6 separate regions of the Homo sapiens genome follow, and regions 2, 3, 4, 5 and 6 are each linked to region 1. Evidence: chromatin loops called from intact Hi-C (ENCODE). Cell type or tissue: Caco-2. All regions are shown on one strand.

The links. Hi-C counts contacts between places; a loop is a spot of excess contacts. Peaks named below come from ENCODE experiments on the same cell type or tissue, not always from the same donor. Only the 100,000 strongest peaks of a DNase experiment are listed, where the experiment ranks them.
Region 2: a loop joins it to region 1, with 2.2 times the contacts of the local background. A loop is called at or near these places in 12 of 110 quality-filtered maps.
Region 3: a loop joins it to region 1, with 2.3 times the contacts of the local background. A loop is called at or near these places in 39 of 110 quality-filtered maps.
Region 4: it touches region 1 in a loop (3-fold over the local background); 12 of 110 quality-filtered maps call a loop at or near these places.
Region 5: it touches region 1 in a loop (12-fold over the local background); 52 of 110 quality-filtered maps call a loop at or near these places.
Region 6: a loop joins it to region 1, with 6 times the contacts of the local background. A loop is called at or near these places in 8 of 110 quality-filtered maps.

The regions. Positions count from the first base shown.
Region 1 is chr7:80,131,711-80,136,710 of GRCh38, forward strand. It overlaps GNAI1 (G protein subunit alpha i1), which reads left to right and starts at 3,121. Exons shown (of 8, transcript NM_002069.6): 1 at 3,121-3,568. The coding sequence starts at 3,451. In Caco-2, CTCF peaks have their summits at 2,946 and 3,201; a DNase peak (open chromatin) is centred at 3,101; H3K4me3 peaks cover 1,852 bases.
Region 2 is chr7:80,204,986-80,209,985 of GRCh38, forward strand. All of the region lies in intron 5 of GNAI1 (G protein subunit alpha i1), which reads left to right. Among named protein-coding and RNA genes, the nearest start is that of GNAI1, 73 kb to the left of the region's middle. In Caco-2, no CTCF peak of the experiment used is centred here; no DNase peak of the experiment used is centred here.
Region 3 is chr7:80,282,239-80,287,238 of GRCh38, forward strand. No RefSeq gene overlaps it. Among named protein-coding and RNA genes, the nearest start is that of GNAI1, 150 kb to the left of the region's middle. RefSeq lists an enhancer at 1,233-1,734. In Caco-2, no CTCF peak of the experiment used is centred here; no DNase peak of the experiment used is centred here.
Region 4 is chr7:80,451,785-80,456,784 of GRCh38, forward strand. No RefSeq gene overlaps it. Among named protein-coding and RNA genes, the nearest start is that of GNAT3, 58 kb to the right of the region's middle. In Caco-2, a CTCF peak has its summit at 2,114 (motif pointing left); no DNase peak of the experiment used is centred here.
Region 5 is chr7:80,389,511-80,394,510 of GRCh38, forward strand. No RefSeq gene overlaps it. Among named protein-coding and RNA genes, the nearest start is that of GNAT3, 120 kb to the right of the region's middle. In Caco-2, a CTCF peak has its summit at 2,948 (motif pointing left); no DNase peak of the experiment used is centred here.
Region 6 is chr7:80,656,715-80,661,714 of GRCh38, forward strand. It overlaps CD36 (CD36 molecule (CD36 blood group)), which reads left to right. Exons shown (of 15, transcript NM_001001548.3): 5 at 4,349-4,496. Among named protein-coding and RNA genes, the nearest start is that of CD36, 21 kb to the left of the region's middle. In Caco-2, a CTCF peak has its summit at 2,958 (motif pointing left); no DNase peak of the experiment used is centred here.

The DNA.
Region 1 (5,000 bases):
ACCCTGAAAACTTTATGCTAACTGAAGGCAGCCAGTCACAAAATACTGTACACTATATGATTCCTTTTATATAAAATGTCAGAATAGGCAAATCTAAAGAGACAGAAATTAGATTAGCGGTTGTCTAGATCTGGGGAAAGATAAAGGATTGGAGATGATGGCTAAGGAATGCAGAGCTTCTTTTTGTGGTGATGAAAATATTCTACAATTGATTGTAATCATGGTTGCACAACTCTGTGAATATACTGAAAGCCACTGAAGTGTACACTTTAAATAGGCAAATTCTATGGCATATGACTTATATCTCAAAAAAGCTTGAACCCGAGGGAAAAAAAAAAAAAAGCTGTTAAAAAACAAACATGATGTTGAAAAGAAAAAACAGTATTCTGAAGTAGAGTGCTTTAACCTCTATAATTTCAATTTCACTCTGTATAAAAGAGATAAATAAATAATATCTGCTTCATCTCCTTGACAAGGTTGAATCATATTTTGCAACATCATAATTACATAAGTTATTAGCTTGAGTGACTCTCACCACCTCACATTTGGATTACTAACACAATTCACTTGCTGGTACCCATTTGTTTTACATGTAGTGGTAAGAGGGTTTTTTTATTTCTTTGCTTTTTAACATCTAGTACCCAACTCAGGAAAGAATGTAAGGAGCACTTTGTACCCACTGTATCAAGTCCAACCCTTCACCTTAGCATTTAAAGCTGTCTTCCAACTTTGTCCCATACATCCCATCATTCTTCACACCAACTTTGTCCCACACATCCTATCATTCTTCACAACCAAACAACTTTCAGTTATAAAACCATTGTTTTCTCTTTCACGTATCTTGCATATTAACTGTTTAGCTGGTTATTCCCCTCAAACAAAATATACCCTATTATGGCCTGAATGTCTCCAAAGCCCTAACCCACAATACGATGGTATTTGGAGATGGAACCTTTGGGAGGTAATTAGATTTGGATGAGGTCTTGAGAGTGGGGCCTTTAAGACAGGGCCTTTATAAGAAGAGGAGAGACCAGACTGCTTTCAAGCTCTCTCTCTCTTGCTCTGCCATGTGAGGACGCAGCAAGAAAGAGGCCATCTGCAAGGCAGCAGCAGAACCCTCACTGAGGAACTGAATAAACTGGCACCTTAATCTTAGGTTTACCAGCTTCCAGAACGGTGAGAAATATATTCCTATTGTTTCAGCCACTCAGGCTATGGTATTTTTAGGGCAGCCTGAACTAATACATACTTCTTTAAACTCCCCACCAATATCCTGTTATCATTTCCTTCAAACGTTTTTTCAAAACTTTCTTATCTTAGAATTTCCCCCCATACTGATCAGTTCATTACTCTGCATTCTCTTAGGAATTGTGCTACATATAAATCTAATTTGCTGTTCTTATTCGTTTATGTATCACATTTTAACTCACCTATTTGACTAACTTCAAAGGATGGAAGTAATGTTACCTATTTGACAAACTTCTGTTACACATACTTCATTTCTCCGAAACACAAGTTTTGTAGTCATTTCTACCAATATTCAGCCAGCACTGCTTCTTCTTTTGCTGAAACTGTTGGTTCCACACTCTGGTCCGAACTTAATAGGAAAGACTCACCATAAAAGATAATTAAGAATGGCTAATACACAGTGTGTTGAAATTTGATTTCCTTAAGTTTAATTCCAGAGTTCTGATACACATTAGCATTTAGAGTGCCTAGAATTACAGTGTAGAAGGTGACTAAGTACATTTAAAGATTGTTCCTTTTTGTTGTTATATTACAAAAGATTATAGTTGAGGCAGATCTTGAAATTGCATCTCATCAGCCCAGCAGGTGGTGTGACTCCCATAGGAGAACAGGAAAGGACATGTCCCATAAGGAGGCAACTCAGTCTCTGCTAGCTCACAAGCGTGGTCTCAGTGACCTACTCGAAAGCTATTCTGCTTGTATCATCAGTTCAGCCTCACCTTGGAAAACTCAAGCCCAGTTTTCCCAAATGATTTTTAGAGAATAAGATTTCCAGATGAAAACCAGGGAGCATGTTCCAATTTTTAGTACATCAAGGACCATGTTTTTCCTTGCTACCAGCCCCATTTTCTAATCAGTTAACGCTTCCTGTGATATCTGTAGGGGAAAGGTGTAGTGCAACTGACAGGGAGAGATGAGATCTTAAGCCTCTGCTCATTCATTGGGTGCTGAGTAGCAATGCCTCCCGCGGGCCACAGGAACTTATCTCCGCCGATTGTTACAGCTGGAAGGATGGGGAGATAGCACCATAGATCCACTCCTCATTTTATGGGCAAAGAAGCTAAGGCCTGTAAAAATGGCATGCCCAATGGTACAGGAGTTACAAACACGGTCATAAATATTGGCTCCAAATTTGGCATGGAAGCTTATGTGCTGCTCTAGAGGAGATCTGCTACGATGTGGAGATTGGCTTGTGTGGGTGTGTTTTATTGCTCTTGTCATTTAAAAATACTTTTGATTATTTGTCTTCCATTTTTTTTAGGTTACGAGGAAATCCTTCAAAATGCGTTCTTGTGAAAAACGTGAGAGTGCAAGGAAAGAGGGAGGGATAGGAAGAAGGAAAGAGAAGCAAAAGGTAGGAAGAAAGTGACCTTGGTGCCCTTTTCTAGTCCCCTCCCCCGACTTTCCTGTTCTCCACTGTGCCCATCTCTGGTTTCACCAGGCTCCATTCCTTCCCCAGTTCCCTGTTTCTCACGGCCCTGAAACCAGCCGACAGGGATTTGCATTTTGAAAAACCTTGCGTGGCTGCCGGCGCTGGGCATGCTCAAACGCCCAGAACTGGCTTTTTTCGGCAACTTTGGCAGCTCTCCCACCCCCACCCGAAGGGGCAGGTACGCACAGCTCCCTCCGTGTGAGTAAACGGAAAGAAATTACCCCACTCCCGCCCAGGGCAGAAGGCCACAGCCCCGCGGGGCAGTGGCGCGCCCCGGGGACGCTGCCAGGGGGCGCCAGGCCCTCAGTGGTGGCGCGGCGCCGGGGTCCGGGGCCGGGGGGCGCTGTCCGAGGGCACGTGCGCGGGCGCGCGCTCTGGGAGTGGTCGCGGGGTGGTGGGAGGGGCGGGCAGGGGCGGGGCCGCGGCGGCGCGCGGAGGCCGAGCTCGGCTGGGCTTGGCGAGGCTGCGGCGCGGCCACCGGCGGGAGTGCAGCGGCCACTGTACCCAGAGATTCAAAACCCCAAACCCGGGACTTGGGGGCGCTGAGCCGGGCCGGGAAGCAGAGCCTGGTCGTGAGGAACAGCCGCCCGTTGCTGTCTGCCCCTTTGCGGACAGCGTCTCCCTCGACTCCGCTTAGGAAGTGGTGGGGGCGGCGTGGCCCCCGTCGGGAGGCGTTCGAACGCCCGCTAGGAGAGAGAAAGGATTCCCCTGTGCTTGGAGCCCGCACTCGGGCGCGGAGGGAGCGGCGGCAGGCTCTCGCTTTCGGCACCATGGGCTGCACGCTGAGCGCCGAGGACAAGGCGGCGGTGGAGCGGAGTAAGATGATCGACCGCAACCTCCGTGAGGACGGCGAGAAGGCGGCGCGCGAGGTCAAGCTGCTGCTGCTCGGTAAGGGCGGCCGGGTCGGGGCCCGGGGGTCGGCGGGGGACCGGGTGCGGCGCTGCGCGGCCCTCGGCGTTTGGAAACCCGGAGGGAAGGGGGAGGAAGCGCCCGAGGAGGCTTCTGAGCGGGAGCTGGGTCCGGCGGTGCGGAGGCAAGGCGGGTCCCCCTCTCCCGGTGTCTGGTCTCTCTCCGCCCCGGCGGGCGAGGACTCCCCGCGGCGGGGCGGGCGCGTCACTTCACTCGGATGCTTTCGTGCGACCCAGCAAAGAGCCCAGGCGCGAGTCCGAGGCGGCGGGTCGCGTGGAAACCCTTTGCTTTGAAGTTTAGCTCAGCCTTGTAAAGATGAAGGGGCATTCGCGGCTAGAAAATGAAAACACCCCCCCCCCCGCGCCACCAACCCCCTCCCGGAAAACCCTTCTTCGTGTGCGGTGTAGGTTGTGTTTCGACTGTGGTTTTCTCATGCCCAGAGTGCCACGTTTGGTGAAATCAGTGCACCTTTTGTGGGGCCTCTGAGATGGGGCTGAAGCGTCTTTCCTGTTAACTTCCTATGGCGACTCCTTAAGTGGTCAAGGAGCGCTGATTACATTCCCCCTGCGCTGAGAAAAGGCTGCGCTGGATGCTTGATTTTTCTTGCTGTGGGGGCATGGAAGCCACCCAAGTGGGGTTGGGAAGCTTTGCTTTAGTAGTAGGCAAGGCAGATACTCGAGTGGTGAAAACTGCTGTGAAAGAGCGAGAGGGTCACGCCAGACAACAGGGTTCTGTCTCCGCTGCCACCGTTTCTGATGAATGAGATTTGCCAGGTACACGCAAGGCTTTTATTTGTTCTTAGCACTGTTCTGTTCGTGAAACGCTACGTGGAGGTCTTTTCCAAATGTTTGACGGGGAAGAAAATAAAGAGTAAACCAGGGTTTTCACTGAGGGAAGCATTAGGAAAATCTTTACAGGTTAAGATTCGTGAGTTAGGGTTTTCTTTTGTTTGCATGTTTTCTTCTCACACTCTAGGTATTTAGATAGATGAAAAATTTCTCAGAATCTTCATTTGCATTTCCAAGGACTGCTTGTATTTTTATACCAGTTATAATAAAAAAGAAATGTTGCACAAACCTGTTTTCAGTAAGCTTCTGTTTCATTGGTTTAATGACTGCAGAAAAAATGGTGGGTTTTTTTTCTCCATTACTAGTAGGCTTGGGAGCAGCAAAGTTGGCATGACTAAAAGTAATAATGATCTGAGTCATTTTGCAAGTAAACTGTGAAATAACTTTGCATTTTAAAGACCTGGGTGGCTTTTTTCACCCTGTCGCCCCCAACATAAATCTTTCTCAGTTAATGTTGTTTGCCTAAGTTTTTACATTAATAAGAAATACTGTGTTTTGATGAGGTTAGTGTATGTACTTCTCTTGTGAATTGAATGTGAGATAGATATGAAATAAGAGGATTA
Region 2 (5,000 bases), 73 kb after region 1:
ATAAAGAGGCAGAAGTTCTTTTTTTAAAATCTGCTAGTTTCTTATAATTCACATTCATTTAAAATGTCACATGTCCCAAGTGCCAGTTGAGTGTTCAGCTGAAGGAACACCAAACACAAAGCCCTTGAACAGCTTTGGGAGGCCCGTCTGAAGTCAATGACTAATTTATATGAATATAATAGAGTCACATTATTCACACAGTATTAAAACCTATGCATGTCCTATACCAAATATTCCTGGAAATGAAAATAATAAAAATGCTAGAATTAAATGAGTTGTAGACTTACAGGGATTTTGTTGTTCTTTTAAGTTTAACAGATAGGGATATTTTTGTTTTTTTTTTAACCCAACAAGGTTAAGATTGATTTTAAGGAAGATTGCCACTGCAGTCATGGGCATCAATTAGATATCATCTCTCAGCTGCAGAGCTTTATAGATACGTTGACCCAAATTGAGCACACTCCAGTTGTCACTGCAGGAAATTGGATTAGAAAAGGTGTTTATGATCTGTTTTTTAAGGAAAATTTTAATATTTCATGTTTTTCTAAATTTCAACTTTTAAATACAGCGAAGGATTAGATAAATCATTTGTTACCAGTTTGTGATTTTTTTTTAAGATTATGTTTAGTGGAGTTTTTTGGTTTCTTTGTAGAAATTCAAACTTTACAAGACCGTGTATATATCTAACTTTTACCCAACTCCATCCCCACAATACCAAACAGAATTTTTTAAAAGATTACAAAAGCAGAAAGCAGAATTTACTGTTATATTATTCTGTTTGCAAAAAAGTAATTTATCTGCATTTGGTTTGCAAATGGAGTATCCCATGTCGTTATTGAAATTATTTTGTCTTTTTTATTTTCATTAAAAATTGTATGATTCAACATAATCATTCTAAATAAATCTTTACTGTGAATTATGGATTAGGCTTTGCTTCAGCTAACTCTGTTGCTCTGAAATGGTCGTGATGATAAAGCAGAATTTCTAAAATCATCTTGGAAAAAAAGGTTCCTAAGTGAGAGAAAAAATAATTATCAGTTCATCTCATAAAGAAGTCTCACTGTTAGAAGTAGTCAACACTGTTAAATTATATGCAACGATACTTCTGATTGCTTCCATAAGTATTTTAAATTTAATACATTTGTTACTATCACTTGTCACTGATTTACAGGTGGTTCATGTAATTGAATTTACAGAAAACTAAAGCTTTATTTCAATTTTTCATGGCTACTTCTCTCCAAAAAACAAACATTGACCTGCTTTCTTAAACAAAGATATAGGTAATAATTAATTTATGTGGCAACATTAGCTTTGTGCTTTAATACATGCTATGGTGTTGCATATGCTTTTTTTTATTTTCATTTTTTTCTTAAAGCCTTCAGTGGACATTTTACGCTGCTGTCATTATCTGTTACTGAAATCGTTTAACTTCTTTTAGTCTGCTCATTACTATTTCCATAATATTAAATAAACAAACTCAGTACTCTGATTTCAAGTAATCAGATATGTCTGATCTGGAGAATATTGTCATTTTATCTTAAAACTAAGAAGTGATTTTAATGACAAGGAAGTTCACTATCAGATTGGGACTTAGAATTTTTTTTTTAACCTAGTATACCTTAGATTCTGATTTTGGTTTTGTTCACCTTGTTTTAAAGATTATGTTCTAAAGCAAACTTAAATTATGTTCAGGTAATGGCTTACGGTAGTCTCCCCTTATTCGAGGGGATACGTTCCAAGACCCCCCATATATGCTTGAAACTACTGATAGTACTGAACCCTATATACACCATGTTTCTTCGTAGGCATACATATCTATGATAAAGTTTATAAATTCAGCACAGTAAGAGACTAACAAGTAATAATAACATAGAACAATCATAGCAACGTACTATAAAAGGTATGTGAATGTGGTCTCACTTTCTCAAAATACTGTAATATTTTTGGACCTTGGTTGACCACAGGTAACTGAAACTGCAGAGAGTGAAACCAGGAGTAAGGGGGAGCTACTGTATTTCTAACCAATATTGTCTGAGAAGAAAATGTGTGGAGTTGGAGTTAACAAGTAAAGATTCTAGACTTAGGTTCCCCTAATAAGTAGTTGGGTAAACTTGGTTAAGTTTCTTAACAGGCTATTACAGTTTTGCTCTGTGTTAGAGGCTTAAAAATAAAATGAGTTATTGCCTATGAAAAATGTTGTAAAAGTGAGAACTGTATACATAGTAATAAGTGGCAGAGGCAAATATTAAATCGATTATTTGGTACTTAAGGCAGTCTGACTATATAAAATTCACTTTTCATCTTGGTTAGGTGCACTCTTAAACATTTATTTCAGGACCATAGTTTTCACTTCCAGCCTAGGTTTTTCAAACTTGTCATTTCAACATCCAGCAAATACTGGGATTCAGTAAAGTTGACTCTCAACATTATCCTTCCAGGAGGTTCATTTATCATACTCCATTTAGGCTTCTTGGTTGAGGTTGATGTATTTAGTTGCTGTTTTTATTTGGTGACTTAAAGATAAACACACGTTTGTCAGGAACCTCAGATAAACTTTGTCTTATTTTGGATTTTGAGTTCTGTTAAATTACTATCATTACTAGCATATAGTTTCAACTTTGCTTTTTATAGGTTACATGAGCCTCAGATGAATGAGAGCAGAAATGCATTTAGAATAATTCTACTGGGAACTCTTGAGTGTGGTCATCATTTTGTGGTTTTTTTCGTGCTCTTCATGTTGTAATTCTGTTTAATTTTAACTGCTGAGTAAAATTCAGTTTCACATTAAAAAATGGTATTAACAAATTCAAAATGAGGCAATAGGGCATCATAATTTAAGAATTCATATTATCCCTGTGATTAGGCATTTATGGCCAGTGTCTATGTGGATCATTTTGCTTTAATTAAAGAATCAGCAACTGTGTTTTACTTTTTTTTGTCAGATATAAAGCATTCTTTCTATCCTAAAATTATCATAATATGAGATAAATTTCTATTTCATTTCTATAGTAGTATAAATGCGTTATGCATTTGGGAATGCAACATCCAGTTTATGAGTTTGATATCCATATATGGTTAGCTAGCTTTGTACCAGTTAGTTTTGGTGACAGTGGTATTAGATGCTAGTCTAAGGCATAAATCATCACTTCTCAGCATGTCCAACATCTCCTTCCACCCCACCCTTCAGAATCCCTAAGAAAACTCAAATTCATTTCCTATGTGATGTTGGTTTAAACTCTTATCTTTTTATATGAAGGAGAAAATACCATATTTTTGCTCTTTTTAAATAGAAGTTCAGAACTTAACAGTATATAAAATAATGAAGATACTTCTAATATAAGTGTAGAGCAATGAATAATGCTTGTACATTTTTAGCTACCATTATATGGAAAATGAAAGCAGTGATAAAAATTAGTGTTTCTTCTAGTTATCTTCATCTAGCTCTCTCTGAATTCCAACAAACTTAAGCAGTTTGATCATTTGTAATATCAGTTCTCTGTCATTGTTGCTTCTGGATTAATTGACTTGGGGATTAATTGATCCTCAAAAGGATGGTCCCCCAAGCTAGTAACATCTGACTCCTAACATTCTGAATCACATCAAAGTTTGAGAACCACTAGCTTAGACTCTGAGTTCTTTGTTTATGACCATGACCATTCTCCACCTGTCATCACATGTCCTCCTTCCCTGTGCGTCTGGTTCCATTTGGCTTAATAGTTCATTCCTCAGTTTATCTCTTCCACTCTCATTTTACTATAAGCAGCAAGCAGGAAACTGCAGCCTTCTACACTTTGCTTGCAGTTTTCCTCAGCTAAATATCCAAGTTCATTGCTTAGAAGTTGCACCTTCCACCCAGCGCTGGAACACACAGTTCAGCCAGCTGTTTGCCACTTTATAACAAGGACTGTCTTCTCTGTAGTGTATAATAACATGTTTTCATTTCCTTCTGAGACCTCATTAAAAGCTCCTTTAACGTTTGTATATCTACAACATTCTGTCCACAATGATACATGTATTCTCTAAGACAACAGAAGGTTCTTTCCAGCTTTATTTCCATCTCAGCTCTTAGCAGAATTGTCTTTAATCTCCCTATTTCTACCAGCAATCTCTTCAAGATAGTGTAGTTTTATTTTCTGTCAAATGCTTAAATATTCTTCTACCTCCTACATATTACCCAATTCCAAAGTCACTTCCATGTTTTTAGGTATTTGTTAGAGTAGCACCTCATTCTCTGCACTAAAGTTGTATCATCAGTATTCACCAGAAAAGCAGATCCAGTAGGTTATGTTTATTTCAAGGAATTGGTTTATGGGATTATGAAGGCTAACAAGTCCGAAGTTTGTAGGGTAGGCTGGCAAGCTTGGACATGAATTGTCATAACATTGTGGAGGAAGAATTACATTTTCTTCTGGGAAACCTCAGTTTTTGCCAGTTTTAGCCTGTAGAGTGATTGAGGGCTGTTGTATTATTAAGGATAGTCTCCATTACTTAAAGTTAACTGATTACAGATGTTAATCATATCTATAAAATACAGCAACATCTAAATAAGTGTTTCATTAAATAACACCTAGATAAATGTATGATGGCATAGCCAAGTTAACACACAAAACTATACCATCACAGAGAGGAAATGTGGGCTAGGGTCATTTGGGTTGTTATTGACATCTGTTATTGGATGGACAGAGGATGTGTGACATCTAATCAGAGAAGTTATCTGAGATATGCTATCTTTTCAGTAAAGTTATTTTCAAATTGTGTTCCTGGGCATTTTAGCAAATGGTAACCCAATTTATATCATTTTAATTTACTGTCATTTATTTTGTTCTTGTTTGATCGTTATTACCAGCTATGTTTTTTACATCTTAACTCTGTGATTTAGTTTGTGGTAGAAACATTTTGTTATATAGCTTACCTGAATTTAATGAACAATGGTACCAGCTAAGCCAAAAGAATGAAGAAGCCCACTTAAGTGATCATAAAAGTAACAATACTAGTTGATG
Region 3 (5,000 bases), 150 kb after region 1:
ATTTACCATAGGGTACTGAATTTTTCCCTAAGGAATACCAAGAATAAATAGACATTTCACCTGTCCTTATTTACAGTATAGTTAAAGCTATATATAGTATAGCTAAAACCTACACATTAAAAGACAACTAACAATGCAAGAGAGCATGTGAAAACTGCTAATGAATGTAATGGATAGATCCATTAGTTATTCAGAGCACCTAGAGATCACATAAGAACAAAGTAGTCAGGGATCACCGGGAGACCACAGGAGTATCATCTGGACGAAATTAAATCTGAGACGCACTTTGAAAAATAGATATCAGGAAATTTGAGGTTTGTTTACTACTTTTGGAGACTCAAATACACAAGCTTAAACACAAAAAGAGTTTATGTTCTCAAGTGAAAAAAGTTTAGAAGCTGTGATAGAATCTGGTTGGAATTATGGCTTAAATTAATGTTCCATGAAATCATCAGAGATCATGATTTCTTTTCTTTTTCTGTTCTGCACACATGCTTTCTATCCTCAAACATATCTCATGGTGTAATATGCATCTAGCCATTCATTGCATTACATTCTTAAAGGCACTAGGATATAAAGAGTAGGAGCACTATGTTTTTTGCTATTTTTCTTCCTGTTCTATATATAGCATGTATAACCATGATGATATGGCTTGGCTCTGTGTCCCCACCCAAATCTCATCTTGAATTGTAATCCCCACGTGTTGAGGGAGGGATCTAGTGGGAAGTGATTGGATCTTGGGGGCAGTTTCCCCCTGCTGTTCTCCTTATAGTGAGTGACTTCTCATGAGGGCTGATGGTTTTAACGTGTGACACTTCCCGTCTCTCTCTGTCTCTGTCTCTCTCTCTCTCCCATCACCATGTACGACATGCCTTGCATCCCCTTCACCTTCTGCCATGATTGAAAGTTTCCTGAGGTCTCTCCAGCCATGTGGAGCTGTGAGTCAATCAAACCTCTTGTTTATATATTACCCAGTTTCAGGTAATATCTTAATAGCAGCATGAAAACTGGCTAATACAGAAGACTGGTAGCAAGAGTGGGGCACTGCTATAAAGATAACCTGAAAATTTGGAAGCCACTTTGGAACTGGCTAACAGGCAGAGGTCAGAACAGTTTGGAGGCATTGGGAGAAGACAGGAAGTTGTGGAAAAGTTTGGAACTTCCTAGAGATATATTGAATGGTTTGATCAAAATGCTGATATTGATATGGACAATGAAGCCCAGGGTGAGGTGGTCTAAGGCTGAGATGAGGAACATATTGGCAACTGGAACAAAGGTCACGCTTGCTATGCTTTGGCAAAGAGACTGGCAGATGATTTAGGGTATCTGGCAGAATAAAGCGCTAAGCAGCAAAGCATTCAAAATGTGACCTGGATTTTTATGAAAGTGTACAGCCATTTATGTTCAAAGAGATGATTCGGGATTGGAACTTTCGTTTAAAAGGGAAGCAGAGCATAAAAATTTGGAAAATTTGTAGCCTGACCATGCAGTAGAAAAGAAAAATCAATTTTCTATGGAGAAATTCAAGCTGGCTACAGAAATTTGCATAAGTAATGAGGAGCCAAATGTTAATAGCCAAGACAATGGGGAAAATGTCTCCAGGGCATGTCAGAGATCTTCGTAGCAGCCCCTCCCATTACAGACATGGAGGCCTAGGATGGAAAAATGGTTTCATGGGCGAGGCCCAGGGCCCTACTGCTCTGTGCTGCCTGGGGACATGGCACCCTGAGTCCCAGCAGCTCCAGCTCCAGCCATGGCTAAAAGGGGGCTAAGGTACAGTTCAGGCCATTGCTTTAGTGGGTGCAAGCGCCAAGCCTTGGCAACTTCCATGTGGTATTTGGCCTGCAGCTATGCAGAAGGCAATAATGGAGGTTTGGGAAACTCTGCCTAGATTTCAGAGGATGTATGGAAACACCTGTATGTCCAGGCAGATGTCTGCTGCAGGGGCAGAGCCCTTGTAGAGAACCTCTGCTAGGACAACGTGGAAGGTAAATGTGGGGTTGGAGCCCCCACACAGAGTCCCCACTGGAGCACTGCCTAGTGGACCTAAGAGAAGAGGGCCACTGTCCTACAGGCCCCAGAGTGGTAGATCCACCAACAGCTTACACCGTGGGCCTGGAAAAACTGCAGACACTTAACATCAGCCTGTGAAAGCAGCTAGGGGACTGTACCATGCAGCTCCACGGGGACAGAGTAATATACATATATATATATATATATATATATATATATATATATATATATATATATATACACACACACACATATAAAATAAGGAAATGTACAGCTATTTAGTAGTTAAGTTAATGTGATAGTTATAGAACCAAAATAATAGAATTAGTTATTGATATGTCAACTACACTGAAAAATTTTTGAACAAAATTATTACTTGAATTCTGAAGCTTCCTTGTATCTTAAACATTCTTGTGTAGAATACCCACACACCAATAACTGCATTTTTATAAAGAACTTTAAAGCTTCTTTTATTGTTGCTCCTCTCTTTTTATGTAGGAACAACTGTGTGTGTGTGTGTGTGTGTGCGTGTGTGCATTCTTTCATTATTTAGATAGTGAGGTTGAGTAAATTACCTTGATTAATTGGACTTAATGTCTACTAGAACATTTTTTCAGTTTATTTTCTTTGGCTAGAACACAGAATAAAAAGTAGAAAACAATAACCCTTGTACTTTAAGTAGAGCTTCACTACATTAAATAGTGTATTTGATGGCAAAACCAGGCTGTAAGCTGAAATTCAACTTCAAATTCTTTGCAAACTCATGTCACCCTGTTCTGTTCTATGTTAGGCAATTGACCCAGCAGTAGCCAGATAAAAGGGCTTAGCATATGAGTAATTTAGACCACATCTGTGAAACTCATATGTATACTCTGCATGCATCATAAGCTTTTCCCAAAGTAGAAAATGAAATAAACAGAGATAATTATTGCTGCTGAAAAATTCAGTGCTCTGCAAGACAGATTTTATTTTAACTAGTGCATATTACAGTACATTTATGGAACAAAAGACAAGCTTATGTTTTTAGATTTTGTTTTCACATTCTGTGTGCCATGAATATTTTCTGACCTATGCATAGTAAATGCAATAGGGTGTTTTTCCTGCCTCCCCTTACTTTTTCTCTCTAAAAGATTAACATTAAAGGAAAGCATCGGGGTTACTTTCATTTACTTATCAAACATGTGAACATTGATTTTAGTTATTTAACCTTTGCTGAAGAAATGTAGAGGCATATATGGAGGAAAAAGAATGTCAAACCAGTGCAGAATCCTTTTTTATACAATACTGATGAGAGTGTGGATAAACTGACATTTTAATACAGTCATGGCAGAAATGTAAATTTTTCAACCTTTTTAGATACTAATTTAGCAATATCTACCAAATTTCAACATGCACATAAAATTTGGCCCAGAAAATCCACCACTAGGAATTTATCTCATGGATGAATTTACACAAGTATTAAAAGATACAAGGATATTTACTGCAGTATTGTTGGTTTTAACAAAACAATGAAAAGAAATGTTCATTTGTAGGAGAATGGTTAAGTAAACTACTTTTTGTAAAAGCCAGCTAATGAAATAGATATTTATGTGGTGACCATGATGAAAATAAAGTATGCATATGTACTCATATGTATGTGCTTGTATGTTCACAGAAACTTTCTTGAAGGGTGCATATGGAAGAGTTAGCAGTAGATATAACGGGAAAGAAAAGAATTGAAATTTTCTTGAAGGGTACATATGGAAGAGTTAGCAGTAGATATAATTGGAGAGAAAGGAATTGAATTTTTCTTGAAGGTACATATGGAAGATTTAGCAGTAAATACAATTGGAGAGAAAGGAATTGGTTAGGTGAAGCCTTTTAATTTTCTCTGTATTAATTCTTTTCATTTTTGTTTTTCCATAAGCATATACTATTTGAAGAATCATAATACAATATTTATTAAAATTGTTTTAAAACATAAGATTGATACTTTTTTGAAATGCTTAATATGGTTTGGATCTGTGTCCCCACCCAAATTTTATGTTCAGTTGTAGTTCCCAGTGTTGGAGGTGGGGCCTTGTGGGAGGTCATTGAATCATGGGGGTGGATTTCCTCTTTTGGTGCTGTTCTCATGATAGAGTTCTCATGATATCTGGTTGTTTAAAAGTGTTTGGTACTCCCCCCTTACTCTCTTCCTCCTGCTTCGGTCGTGTAAGATGCACCTTCTTTTCCTTCACTTTCTGCCATTATGGTAAGTTTCTTGAGGCATCCCCAAGCAGGTGCCAGCGTCATGCTTTCTATGCAGCCTGTAGAACTATGAGCCAATTAAATCTCTTTTCTTTATAAATTACCCAGTTTTAGGTATTTATTTATAACAGTGCAAGAATGAGCTAATACACGCTCAAAAGCAAAAGTCCTTCAGATATCAAGATTCTAGATTTTCCCAGCTTAAAATTTTATAATTACAATAAACATCATGGAATATATTTTGAACCAAGATAAAAGAATAGAAAAAGGACTCTAATACTAGCAACTTGATCATTGGGAAAAATCAAGAGTAATGGTAGTAGGAACTTGACCAGTCAGCAATAAAAATTGATTCGAGGATTATTTTTAATTATATTTATCTTATTAACTATGATACTTAGGATTAATATTAGAATTATATGAACTTTCTCTTTTCTTATTGGTAGTGAGAAAACATAAATTGCAGCCATGTTTCTTGCATGTAACAAATGTTCATTAAATATTTGTTAACAATTTAATAAGCCTATATAAAGACATTCAATCATTAAATCAAACTGTAATATCTGACCTATGATTTTATACTAGTAAAAGTTAGGGGAGAGAGGAGATGGAGCAAGATGGCTGAATAGAAGCCTCCACTGATCTCTACACAAAAATCACCCTCAAAAGGACCAAAAGTCATGACACTAATCACAGTACCTGGTTTTAACTTCATATCACTGAAAGAGGCACAGAAGAGGGTAGGAATGACAGCCTTG
Region 4 (5,000 bases), 320 kb after region 1:
CAGTCTTGTGGAAGTATGATTGAATGAAAGAGGATATGATCTAATGGTAATAAGCTATGGGGACGTTAGCAAGGCCTGTTCAAATTATTCTCGGTTTCTCGGTGTCTTTATTTCTTTCCTTTTGGTATAGGAAGTATCCCTCTAGAATGAGGGCTTTCTGACCTACTTTAAAGGAAGGTCAGAGAATTCTTTTATGGCTTGCTTCAGGGAAGAATGGTGAGAGAAAGTCAGAGAGATCTTCTTCTTTAAGCTGTCTTCTCAAATGCCAAAGTGCTATATTTTGTGGTACATGTCCTGAACCCTGTCACAGTATTATTTGTTCTTTTTTAAATATGAAAAGGAACACAATTGTGAAGATGAAATAAGCATTTGTGTCTGTTTTTTATACATTTATTTATTTATTTTTAAGACAGGGTCTCACTTTGTCTCCCAGGCTGAAGTGTGGTGGCACCATCATAGCTTACTACCACCTCAAACTCCTGGGCTCAAGCTATCCTCCCACCTCAGCCTCCCAAGTAGCTGAAGACAACAGGCACGTTCCAACATGCTTTGCTAAGTTTTTGTATTTTTAATAGAGACAGTGTCTTACTATGTTGCCCAGGCTGGTCTTGAACTCCTGGGCCCAAGCAATCCTCCCGCCTTGGCCTCCCAAAGTTCTGGGATTACAGGTGTGTGCCATTGCACCTGGCCTATGTACATTTTTATTATACAATTCTCTGCCTTTTGTTTCCAAAAGTGTAGGTGATTATGCTATTCTGCCACATGTATCATTGTAGTGCACACCATATGTGGGAATAAAAATGCTAAGTGATTATTTCTTGAATAGAGGCTAAGCATTTGTGGATTCAGGTGGACTGACAGACTCACGGACCTCTAACTCCTAGGGAAATTAAATTGTTTCTTTTGCTGGTAAATTATCTCACCTACCTTGTGCTTTATATAAATGTACACTTGTATACCAATATTTTAAGTGTAATAAAATATTCAGACTTTTAATGAATAAGATGATTGTAGCCCAGATTATCTTGTTCTTTGGCATTCAGGATAGGGTGCTTTATATGATAAACTTTCTTATGCTAACTCTAAGCGCAATCATCTAGTTCTTTTCTCCCAGGTAAGGCTTTTAATGTATTAAACATAAATATTCTCCATTAATTTTGATATTGTAATGCAATTAATACTTGATCATTTTTATTTTTCAGAGGAGAAAACTTACAGCAGTATACTTTGAAAAAACAATTTTCAATTACATATGTGTGCTTGGTTTTGTCCCAAACTGACCACTTTAGAAAATATAAATGTCTTTCACATAAAATACTGGCTTTGCCTGTGTCTCATATGTTATTCCTTATCTGAAAGGTGTAATAATTAGAAGACCATTACTGTCCCCCATGAATTAAATTAGGGTCTTTTTATTTCCTTTTTCTTTCATTTGACTCTATTTATTACTTAACTAGTGTGACAAATGTGGCTTAAAATAAAAACGTTGCTATTATTAATGAAAAATGTGCTGGTCGCAGCAGTGGTGATAAAGAAAAATGTGACAGAGCACTCATTTTCCTCTTGATTTGGTGGAGTGGTCGCTGGGAAAAAGTTGTAATAAACAGAATAATGGAATGGTTAATGTTTTAGCAGAATGGGATTTTACTTTGATTTGCTGAAAAGATATACATTAATAAGCAGTCAATTGATTACAACTCACAAAACACAGTTGTCAGGCATCAAATTATATTTCTCCTACTAGTCTCTGTGAGCAAATCAAGATTTTAAACACAATACAGATAACTGAAAGACACACTTTACAAAATTAATAATTACTTAGACTAAAACAAAATGACCAAAAAAGTAAGAAGATCCTAAAAGAACGATGTATCTGTGTAACACTACAAATTTGGAGCAGCTTCAGTAGCTTCCTTAATCATAAACTAAACTTGACTAAAATATTACATATTATGTTTTCAGAATGTTATAATATACTACTGAGTTAAAGTCAAAAAATATACTATGATTCTTAACAAGATTTTATTATTTGTTTCACTAAAGTTATTGGTCATCTAGATGTATTGTTTTTAATATTTGGAGGGAAAAACCTGTGATGTAAGTGTGCCCCCATGTGGCTATAGATTGGTTTGTAAGAATGTCTGAAGCATTAATGGAAAGGGGGCTTCAATTGGTTATATTAATATTATCTTGTTAATATTTACTCCATCCCAAGCACAGAGTTGTTTCTCCTGTTTTTAAAGTTTTTCTAAGATACAGGATTCTCAGTTTCTTCCATAATTCTTACAATCATATTATTTTTAGTAGTCATACATTTTAACCAATAGGTCTGCTTCTAATTCTGAAGTGTATAACATAGTAAAGACACATAAATCAACACAAAAGACGTATGTTTCCTCATGTCTAAAGTATTTGGTTAAGTCAAGCCTAAGTCATTCTCTCCAAGTGTTTAAAAATACATTTTATAAGTAAATAGGAAGACGTATCTGGTAGGAAATTGGTATTAGGACAGGCCTATGGCCTGAGAAAATAGTTTGCTATTTATGTGATATTTTAATAAGACTATTATTAAGTCTATTATTAAGAGTATATTTGTTCATAATTTTTTTTAACCAATAGGATATTGGATATTCATAGTCAATGTTGGCGATTCCACAGAATTTGAAACCCCTTTTCCATACAGCATCTTTGTGGAGTTGATTGCTTCCATAATATATATGTGTGTGTGTGTGTGTGTGTGTGTGTGTGTGTGTGTGTGTGTGTGTATTTTATATATATATATTTTTTTTTTTTTTTGAGACAGAGTCTCACTCTGTCACCCAGGCTGGAGTGCAGTGGCGCAATCTTGGCTCACTGTGACCTCCACCTCCAGAGTTCAAGCGATTTTCCTGCCTCAGCCTCCCAAGTAGCTGGAATTACAGGTGTGCGTCACCATGCCCAACTAATTTTTTTGTATTTTTAGTAGAGACGGGGTTTTGCCATATTGGCCAGGCTGGTCTGAAACTCCTGACCTCAGGTGATCTGCCCACCTCGGCCTTCCAAAGTGCTGGGATTGCAGGCGTGAGCCACCACTCCCGGCCACTTCCATATTTTGACACAAAAGTATATCTTTATTTAACTCACTAGTCACTAATCCCAGGATGCAAAGTCTAACTTATTGGCCAGTTGATGCTTCTGGAAAATTGCTGTGAGGGTTGGTTGTTAATGACCCCACTGTATATAAGCCCACATCTTGTTTCTGAGGTAGTGCAGTGTGTTGGCATTATAATCATGTTTGAGCGAGTTTGAATGGCATTCATTTTTGTTTGTTTGTTTGAGCATGTGACTGAGCAGCAACCGCAAAAAGCAAGGGCACCGACGGCACAGATAGAAGCCTGAGCCTCAGCTTGAAATGCATGTTTTCATTTTAACCAACATTACTGTTCTCAGTGGAAGTTTCTTCAGGGTAGAAGCAAACTTTTCCATATTTTATTTTGTTATATTTAAAAACTAGCCCCAAATGCTGTGCTTCTACTCTAACTTTTTGTATTAAACTTTTAAAAGTGAAATCTGAAATAATTAAATTTTAAAGGTTGCAATCATTAAAGAATTAATACAAACATCTATTTAATTTTTTTCTTTACTAAAAATTCTCTTTTCTTAATTAGAATTCATTATTTAGCATGGCAATATTTGTGATGATGAAGAAAACTTCTTTAAGTGAAATCATAATATTGGGAGGAATTTAACGGTTTTCTTTTTAAAAATAATTCAAGATAACTTCCATTTTCATTTTGGTCATTTAACGTACTGTTTAATGTTCTCAGAGAACAATATTTCAGAAGTAAATATTTATGCCTGTCACTTTTGTGCACAGGGCAAAATGAGTTATGTACTTTGTTTGTTTGAGATGGAGTCTCGCTCTGTCACCAGGCTGGAGTGCAGTGGCATGATCTCAGCTCACTGCAACCTCCCCACCTTCCAAGTTCAAGTGATTCTCCTGCCTCAGCCTCCCAAGCAGCTGGGACTACAGGCATGCACCACCACACCCAGCTAATTTTTGTATTTTTAGTAGATACTTGGTGGTTCACATCTGTAATCCCAGCACTTTGGGAGGCTGAGGCGGGCAGATCATGAGGTCAAGAGTTATGTACTTCTGAAAAGCAAACTGAACCATTTCTGACCCCACCCTTTCCACCTACATTGTCTAAAAAATGAATCCTAAACTTAAGTCAGTAACATTTCAAATGATATATTTTCCTTTATGGAAGAGTCTCTTCACACTTATGGAAGAAAACAGGTTGATGTAGAGTGGGAAGGGAGGAAAGACAAAGCGATGAATGAAATATAGTATTTGTAATATTTATTTAAAATCTCATAATATTGAACGTCTTCTAGCAAAACGTTGGATGGTTGTCATACAGATAGTGATTCTTAGCTAGAAAACTTCATGGAATGCCTGAACTAAATGATTGCTCATGCTTTTGTTCATGTGTGCTTGATATCTTGGAATTTCAAATTAATTTTTTAATATAATTTTTAAAATTTGACTGTATTTGTTGATAATTGCTCTTTGTTTTTGGGAAAAAAAGCCACAGGCACTTAAGTGAAGATTATTCATTGAGTTATGATTATCTTTATGTGTTTAGAAGGAAAATACATCATAGAAAAATGAAGTAGCAACACTGAGAGACAGAATTATCTAAATCCACCTAAACCGCAGTTTGGCAAATTGTTTAACTTATCTTCCCTGCAACTCACCTAGCTTATAAGAATTTAATTAAATATTTTTAAGAGTCCTAGCTGACCTAATATTCTGACTATATATCATTTTCCAGAAGTATAGAAGGATAAATGATAGTGAGACATGCTTTTTTTTTTTAGATGGAGTCTCACTCTGTTGCCCAAGCTGGAGTGCAGTGGCGTGATCTCAGTTCACCGCAACCTCTACCTCCTGGGTTCAAGCAATTCTCCTACCTCAGCCTCCCGAGTAGCTGGGACTACAGGTGCATGCCACCACA
Region 5 (5,000 bases), 260 kb after region 1:
TTAGTTTTCTGTTTAACTATCACTATGTAACTATCCACAAACTCTTTGTTATATGTGGAAGTCACATATCACTGCTTAATTTACTTTTCTGTTCTCCATAGCTATTGTTACGAAGCCTCGCCTTTTCCTCACACTGTCTCATTATATGGCTACAATCCTTCTGTCTAGAGACTTCTAACTTAACATCTAAACCTATGTAGAAAATCAAGGTGATCAGCCACAGTTATAAATTATAACCTCTCTGTTACCACCCTCACCACCTTGCCTCTAGTCCTAGTAGACAAGCTTGAGGCATGATAATCCTACCTTTTGTGCTCTAGACCATATCCCTTCAACAGGTCAGTAAATTACATACATCAGTAGTTTGCAGTCCATTTCTCACTCTTCATTTCCTATGCAATTACCTTAATCCAGTCCTGTCATCCTATGCTTTACAACTGCAACAGTCTTGTAAGTGGTCTGCTTATCTCATGCTTCATGCCACTCCAATTCATTCTTGTACTGCCACCAAAATACTGTCCTTGAACACATTTTGGGTCATGTAACTCCCTTGTCTAAATCTTTTGGAAACTCCCCAATGTATGTATGGTAAAATGCCTACTCCTTACACAAAGTCACCTGTGATATGGCCTCTTCCTCTCTCTCCTACCTTGTTTCTTTTAAAACTGGCATCCCAGTTTTTAAAAGTGAGATGATATTTATATATATGGAAATGCACAGTTGTAGGGTGCCGAGGTGGGAGGATCACGAGGTCAGGAGATCGAGATCATCCTGGCTAACATGATGAAACCCTGTCTCTACTAAAAATACAAAAAATTAGCCGGGCCATGGGCTCCTGTAGTCCCAGCTACTCGGGAGGCTGAGGCAGGAGAATGGCATGAACCCGGAAGGCGGAGCTTGCAGTGAGCCGAGATAGCGCCACTGAACTCCAGCCTGGGCGAAAGAGCTAGACTCCGTCTCAAAAAAAAAAAAAAAAAAAGGAAATGCACAATTGTTAAGTGTCATTCAATGTGTTTTGATAAATATGTACACCCATGGTATACATTTTAAAACTTAGGCTTGTAGAATAAGGAACTATTTGCATTTCCTCAAATATGTATGACTCTTTGGTACTTCTGCACAAAGTACCAATGTCTTTTCTCCTTTGACCTGGAACATTTGTGGGCAATGTATCCACTCTCTCTTTTTGCTTTTATAACTAATACATAAGTGTCATGGCACCCGTAAATCTTTATTGTCCTTATAAATCTCATGTCTATATTCTACACCAGATTGTACACCTGCCCGAGGGAGGTTCATTTCTAAAATTTTCTATGAATATTCAATAGTTAATACCAAGTGGGCACTCAATAAATATTTGTGGAATAAAGGTACGAAATGAAAGCTGAATGCATAATTTTAAAAAAATAGGGTAGTTCAGGTGCATGGTGTAATGTTTAAGGGAAGCAGCTGAAGAATCTGACTGCCTGGTACAAATCAGGGCCCAACTTCATATTACCTGTGGGATTTGGAGAAAGTTATATAACCTAAACATGACTCAGCTTTCAAATATGTAAAATGGGGACATTCGTTGCACTTATCTCATAGGTTGTTAAAAGTTTTTTGAAAAATTAACCTTTTCCATAATGCTAGGAACATTTTCTGGCACCAAGTAAACATTCAACGTTATTCTGCTTAGTATTTACATGATTATTAAGCAATAATTTAAAAATTTACATAAATTAGATAACGTTACGTTAAAGATATTTAAAATTCCAGCTAATCAAATGGATGATCAAATATTCTATCTTATGAAAGTCATTTATTTTTATTAACTAGGAATCTCTTTCACAACATCTCTTATCGAAGGTAAGAAGAAACCACTGAAATATCAAAATCCTTTGATAACTGGAATGAGAATATATTAGTCTGTACTCACACTGGTAATAAAGACATACCTGAGCCTGGGTAATTTATAAAGGAGAGAAGTTTAATGGACTGACAGTTCCACATGGTTGACCTCACAATTGTGGCCTCACAATCATGGCAGAAAACAAAGGAGAAAAAAAGGCACATCTTACATGGTGGCAGGCAAGAGAGAGCTTGTGCAGGGGAATGCCTATTTATAAAACCATTAGATCTCATGAGACTTATTCCCTACCATGAGAACAGTATGGGGGAAACTGCCCCCATGATTCAATTATTTCCACCTAGCCCCACCCTTGACATTTGGGGTTTATTACAATTCAAGGTGAGATTTGGCTGGGGACACAGCCAAAACATAGCAGCGAATAATTCCAGATTCCTAGAATCAAAGTTGTTAATATATGTTATGTGGACGTTTACTTTTTATTGTTATCATTATTATTTTTATGGTTATTTTATTACTACCTAATACATAAAAATTAGTGTAACAAACCGAATTTAAACCTATATCGCCAGTATTCAAGATCACAAGAAGCCATATTAGCATATGTAACAGGATGATGTAAGCAAACCCCACCATCTAGAGCAGTTCAGGGAAGCATGGACAACTGATCAGTTTTTGAAAAATGAAGAAGGATAAAACGTTGGAAAATAAAGCAAGGAGAGTGTGCACGATTGAGAACAGGTGGGATTGATTTAGAATGCCTTCCAAAAGGAGATGTTGATTATGTTGATTAGAAAGGAAATTATTTTAATGTCCAAATCTGGTGGTAGCTTGTTTTTTAAAATGATTCTTTTAGAAAGCAACATAATCTAACTGATGGAAAAATAGTGAGTTGGCAGCCCATTCAAATGAAAAAATTTTGTTAATCAAAAAATTTTTTTCTTATTTAACACATAGCAAAATTTTGCTGCAATGTATTTTTCTGTCTGTTCAACTAAAAATAAAATCAGGATGAAGACTGCAGTTAGTTTCTTCTGTGTATAATTTGAATCCTTAGATTCTAAAATACTGTAGCTTTATTTCTGCCATCTGGTGGTAGAAAATATTGATGTTCTTGCAGTCTGTGAAGCTATATTAATTCTACATACACATGTATTAATATACATTGCTTCCCCAAGGAATAATTTGTCTTAACTGAAATTGGCATGCATTTTAGTATATTGCACAGGGAAAAATGGAATATATTTTCTGTCTCTGAATTTTTCAATCAAAATGTATGATGACCTATTTATTAAATTATTTGCACACAATTATGTTTTATTGTATTAAGTCCTATAAATAAGTTTTTTTTTGGGGGGGCTACAGCTTAAAAAATAATTCAACATGCTCTAAGGCAGTGGTCCCCAACTTTTTTGGCACCAGGGACTGGTTTCGTGGAAGACAATTTTTTCCACGGATTGGGGTGGGGATGAGGAGGATGGTTTCAGGATGAAACTGTTCCACTGCAGATCATCAGGCATTAGTTAGAATTTAACAAGGAGTGTACAACCTCACATGCACAGTTCACAGTAGGGTTCACACTCCTATGAGAATCTGATGCCACCGCTGATCTGACAGGAGGCAGAGTTCAGGCAGTAATTCTCCCTAGCCTGCCACTCATCTCCTGCTGTGCAGCCCAGTTTCTAACAGGCCACGGACTGGTACCAGTCCATGGCCCAGGGTTTGGGACCCCTGTTCTAGATATATTTTTCTCCACATTCTTCTACTCAGTGCATTTTCAGAACACCAAGACATTTTTAAGTAGCTTTAGGATAAATTATTAATTTTGGTTAATATCTATTCAAGAAGGGGCAAGTAATATTGAATGCAAGATGTAAAAGCAAAGTGTAGTTATCAGTGGAGTAAAAGACAAATAGCTGGAAGATCGCTTTTGAGCATTTCGTACTTCCTTCAGTTCTGCAAAGTCCAGTTTATTGTATGCCTTCCTAATTATACAAAGTAGGTAATGCAGCAAGAGTACATGAAGTGGCAACGTGGGGAGTGAGAGACTATAGACATTAAAGTCATTGTAGTAGAAATAAACTTCAGAGAGCTCAGGCTATATAGTCAAGGGTCTCTTCTCCACAGTTTCAGGGTCAAACCTAATTGCTTACCTCTTCTAAGAACCTGACTGCACTCATGACTCCCCTTAAAATATATTTCTCTTAGGCTGAAGCAGGAGAATCGCTTGAACCCAGGAGGCGGAGGTTGCGGTGAGCCGAGATCGTGCCATTGCACTCCAGCCTGGGCAACAACAGCAAAACTCCATCTCAAAAAAAAAAAAAAAAAAAAATATATATATATATATACATATATATATACACACATATATATATATACATACACACATATATATATACATACACATATATATATACACACATATATATATATACATATATATATATATATATATATTTCTTTTCTTTACTAGGTTATTGGGAACCCCTACTGTTCTGTGGCTACCAAGAGGACTTTTCAACGCTGTGGAAAGCTCCTCCTCTTAGAATGATATTAGTCCTGTGTGGCTTATTTCTTTGTTTAAACCTTTGCACCTGCATGTGCAAGAGGAGTGGTTCAGCCTAGACAAAAACATGTTCAATATTGACTGAAGGTTTATTTGCTGTTTCCTTTGAGGTCTCTAGATCTTTCTTCTTTATTTATTTTATTTTTTGGAAGGGTGGGGAAGAACATGGAATTTGGAGGCGAACTACCTAGATTCTAAGCCTAGTTCCTTCTCTTAACTGATTTCATTGAATAATTTGAATCTCAGTAAATTTATCTGTAAAATGGGAATAATGGTAACACACACCCTACCTGCATCAGACATTTTTTGATGATCCATAAATACCCTGTTTCTTAAAGATTTTTAAAATTAGATTGTTAAAAAATGTAAACAATATTCCATGTCAACATTTGTTCTATTCTACTTGCTTTTTTCTGTCACTGGCTCCAGCCAGTTCAAAACAAAGGAAGGAATAATATTTAATAGACAAAGAGAATATTGTTTGAAAGAGAAAAATTTTCCACAAAGGCCAATTTACGATGTAGCCCAAGTATACGAAGAGCTACAGAATGTGCTTTAAGAATAACAGGCCAGGCGCAGTGGCTC
Region 6 (5,000 bases), 530 kb after region 1:
ACAAATATGAGACACTCTTACCTTGACCATGTATTTCTGAGAAGTCTTCTACTTGGCAAATGTCATTGTATTGAAATGTACTTATTATTTTCTTGCCAAAAATATACTTTAAAATATTTTTCCTGTCTGTATAGAATCCTAATCTAAGAATTTAATGATTATAAGGTATTTATTTTGAAAAAAGTGGAAGATATATACATTATCCAAATATTTATTAGACAATATATAGAAAAGATAAACAGATTTTATTATAAACTTACCAGTATCAAATAACTTCCCTATGTTTATGAAGTTAGTGTTTTGTTATTGTGGCATATATTCTCAACAACTCTGAAATATTCCTGCTGAGGAAAAAAAAATCAGTTTTCACATCTTAAAATTTAAAGCATATTTTAACAGTGGTTCTCAAAGTGTAGCTGGGCCACAGCAAAGTGCTGGGCCAGCTGCATCAGCATTAACAGGGAATTGGGAAACATGCAAATCCCTCCACCCCATCCCAGACCAAATGAATGAAAGAGTTGAGGCCCACTAAAGAGTTTTACAAATCCTGGGTGATTTGAATACACAATTTTGAGAACCACCGTGCTAAATTCATTTTTCCTAACTGCGGTACCTACTCAAGATTTATATTCAAATTAACTTCTGGGTCATATAGATGTTTACATTGATCTATTTTAGTTTCACTCTTATATTTCCTCTAGTGTTGAGACAATATTTTATATCTTTCCTCTGCCTTCCCTGATAGTTTAACACACTTTTGAACAGAATCTTAGAGTATTAGAACTAGAGGAAATGATCAGCCAGAATCTGTCATTTTGTGAGTTAAAAATGCCTGATCCAGTGGATGTGAGGTCACTTGTCCATGTTCACACAGATGTAGGTACTGGTAGCTCCTAGATTTTTGTATACCTTTTCTTCCATTTCAATTATAGACACTCTGTCTTTTTCACTAAAAAGGGAAAAAAGGGGGAGATTGAGGTGCCAAAAACACTACCTTAACCAAGGATTAGGAATATATTTATGGTATCCATATGGAAACATAGTTATGTTCTGCTATAGAATTTGTTACCTAAATGTGTATTTTCCCTCATGGATAATCACAACTAGTTATACACCATGATTAGTTCTCATCACAAAGTTTTGTATTTCTAATGATTTTTTATAATTTGTAGTTTTAGCATCTTATCTGTTTTGGTTATCGGATGATTGTATAATTTTCCTTCTTCCCCAAAGCATTACTATGCTTCCAGATTGAAAATTCACACCCAAAATAAAATGAAATAACAGGCATGGTGAGGGTGGTGCCTACTACCATAGCACATGACATATAAGCCCCAGAGGGCCTTGGTGCATGTCCTGTCTTAGCAGTTTTACCCGAATCGGGTGTCTCTGTGCGCATCTGTGACAATTCATAATTTTGTCAATGAAGACTTAGTTTTTATGGGTACAAAAACATCTTACCTTAGAATTTTCTTCATGGTCTTAAAGTTTTTATATTATTAGCAAGAGTCTATACAAGTATCTTGTTGCAAAGAATGTTGTTAGGTGTACCATATATATATACACACATATATATATATGTATTCATAGGTGTATATATACTTATGAAAATCTAGAATTCACATATGACCTAAGGAGAGTATCAGCATAATTGTTTAAGAAATAGAACCTAAGTGAACTGAGTAAGTGTGAGGAAAGAAAATAGTTGTTAGAATTTGAGAACTCATCATGATTTTTTTTGTTTGTTTGGGGGAAGTTATATTTTTCACTTCTGTTTTTAATTTTGTTTATTTTTTGAGGCAAGGTCTTGTTCTGTCACCCACTCTAGAGTGCAGTGGCACGATCACAGTTCACTGCATCCTCAACCTCCTAGGCTCAAGTGATCCTCCCACCTCAGCCTCCTGAGTAGCTGGGACCACAGGCGCATGCCACTATACCCAGCTAATTTTTATGGGTTTTGTTTTGTAGACAAGGTTTCGCCATGTTGCTCATGCTGGCCTCAAACTCCTGGGCTCAAGCAATCTATGTGCCTTGGCCTCGCAAAGTGTTGGGATTACAGGTGTGACCCACCATGCCCGACCATATTTTTCACTTTTAAATATATTATTTGGGATATGAGAAAACATATTATTGAAATAGTTCTCCTCTGGTAGTTGACAGCTGATCTATATTTTATTCTTAAAGCCTTTAACCTATCTCTCTAAGGGACAAAAAGGGGATGTGTTAGATATATTTGGTTTGCTTAGAGAGGCAATGGAGCAAAGACTGGAGAAGAACAGTTGCATTTACAGCTAAATTTTAGAATCCATAAATAGCTCTTTCTGTAACAATTTTAAAGGGATTCCTGATTATCTGTAGGTCATCTTGTCTCAGCATGTCACCAAAATAGTCTTTTATTGTTTGCCTGAGTGCCTTAAATAATGGAAAAACAACCAGTACCTTTTAGAAAAAAAATTAACACTTTGATAGTGCATGTGTTGAGCTAAACATGCTTTTTCATAACTAATTATACCCTAAATCCATCTGACATTGGAAGTATGTGAGAATGTCCCTCCTCAAACAGAACCACAGGCTGTATTTGGCCATTGTCTGCTAAAGTAAGCTTGATTACACTTTGACAAGATATGACCTGAATCAAAGCACGAAATTGCTTGGGTTGAGATCTTATGTGTGTTTCTACCTACACCATCTCTATGAAGATGCTGTAATTCCTTCAGAATATTCTTAGATCTGTAATTCATTTTTTGAGTTACTTTGCTTTGGAAAGAATATAAAAAGTAATCTTGAGAAAAGCATAAATTCCTTCCCTTGACCTTATAAACAAACACGTTCCAAAACTTCCATACAGTCTAACTTTTAAACAAAAAATTCAGTAATTATGTTCCCTTTTTAAAACAACATTCTAAAGGCAGGGCTGTTTTAAGGATTTTTCTTCTAGTGACTGCCATCTACTGGTATAATGTTGTCAGTACACTTTAGGTAACGTGACAATTATGTTGCTATTGTTTTAATATATGGGCATATTTCTGAAAATTGAAGTACTTTGATTTGAAATATTAGTAATATGCACACTAATTTAAAATACAATTGTCCTGAGTGCTGTTTCAGATTTTTATATTCTTTGTGTGTCTGCAGTACTTCAAGAATAGTAGTTTTAATAAAATTATATTAAAAATATATTTCTAGCCAACTTTGAATCCTCTTTTTAAAGAATCTGAGACATTTGTTTAGTAAATACATTTACTGAGAACTCATTATATACCAGGCATGATGCTTAGAGATACAAAACACTCATAAACCCCTACCCTGTAGGAATTTACATTTTTATTATAATGGAATAAAATGGGTTTTTAAAAAATTCAGTCCAATTGCTTAAGTCTTTACCTTGGCTATCTACTCACTTCACAGGCATTCAAATATGACAGTGCAATTATGATATATATCTTATTTCTTCTCAGTGAATATCTTCCACTTGTGAAATGTATTTTTCCTGTAATAATCACCCTTCACCGCGTTCCTAAAATGTAGTTGGTACTTTGCAGCCTAGATATGTTAGAGTCAGGAGATTAGAACTAGCAAAAGTATTCAATATACTTGAGGGGCTGGGGAAGTTAGTCTATAACCCTTAAAAATGGAAATTATATTCTTATCTCTAATTCTCATTAAAGAAGTCCTGAAAAAGGGAAAAAGCAGTGCTGGATAGGCCTTGTATTTTGATCATTCTTTCTAATATAAGAAAATGTGCTCTAAATATTCCCCTGCTGAAGCCCCTGTACTTTTTCCTCCTTATCCTCAGGATAAAGTCTCGTTTGAGTATTAGATGCAACTCTTTTATGTTTGAGATCTTACTTGTTTCAATAACTTTATTTCCACTACTCTCCTCACCTCTTACTCTGTAATCCAACCACACTCAAATATCTGCATTTCCCAAAACATATTATGTTCGTTCTTATGCATGCTACCATCTGCCGTACTTTACCTAACTAAACTTGTATTTGTTACATAGACCATTTATGTAGACTTGTACTAAAAAGTGTTTTAACCCTCACCCCTACCCTGACCATTCTAAATCTGGATCTGGATCTGTTTTGTGTTTTCCCATGGAGTCTCCATTATAACAATATTCCTTCTCTCTCACTATTTTAATTTCCAGTTTGCCAGTTTAAGACCCCTTCTCGTTAGTTTGCTAGAGACCCTGGCTGATTTCTCATTTTAACACCATTGCTTACATACTATCTATCTGGCATATTCTGTGTGTTCAAAAATCATTTGTTGAATGAATGACATTTGAGATCTAATGTTCACATATGACAAATGTTTTGAATTTTGTTTACTGCTATTTCTTTAGAGTTCGTTTTCTAGCCAAGGAAAATGTAACCCAGGACGCTGAGGACAACACAGTCTCTTTCCTGCAGCCCAATGGTGCCATCTTCGAACCTTCACTATCAGTTGGAACAGAGGCTGACAACTTCACAGTTCTCAATCTGGCTGTGGCAGTGAGTAGACAAACAACAAAGTTATCTATTTTAAAATACTCTAGAACTCATGTAATTAATCCTATCATTAGAATTATTAGGTTTTACTTGTTTTTCCATTTTTATCAAAACGTATTCCTATATCATTATTTTGAATGGAGGCATGGTCATTTGGAAAGTGACAAAATCATAAGAATCGACTGCATTAGAAGACCACTTTATTTTTTTCATTATTTTTTGTCGAAACATTCTCTATATTTAATTTCAATTTTATAACAGATTACAGGAAGATGCTTAAGAAACAAGTACAACATTTGTTTCAGTATGTCTTTAAATGAAAGACTTTTAAGTATGTAAGCAACTATATAATAAAAGGTTTCCAAACGCAGCCTGTAAGAAATCAGGCAAATTTTACTATAAGCAATAAACCATTCCGAGCTTTCCAGACAGTGTACCAGTAGCTGTACCAGTGGGCAATAACCTTTAACCAAACAAAAACAAACAAACAAACAAACAAAAGCACTT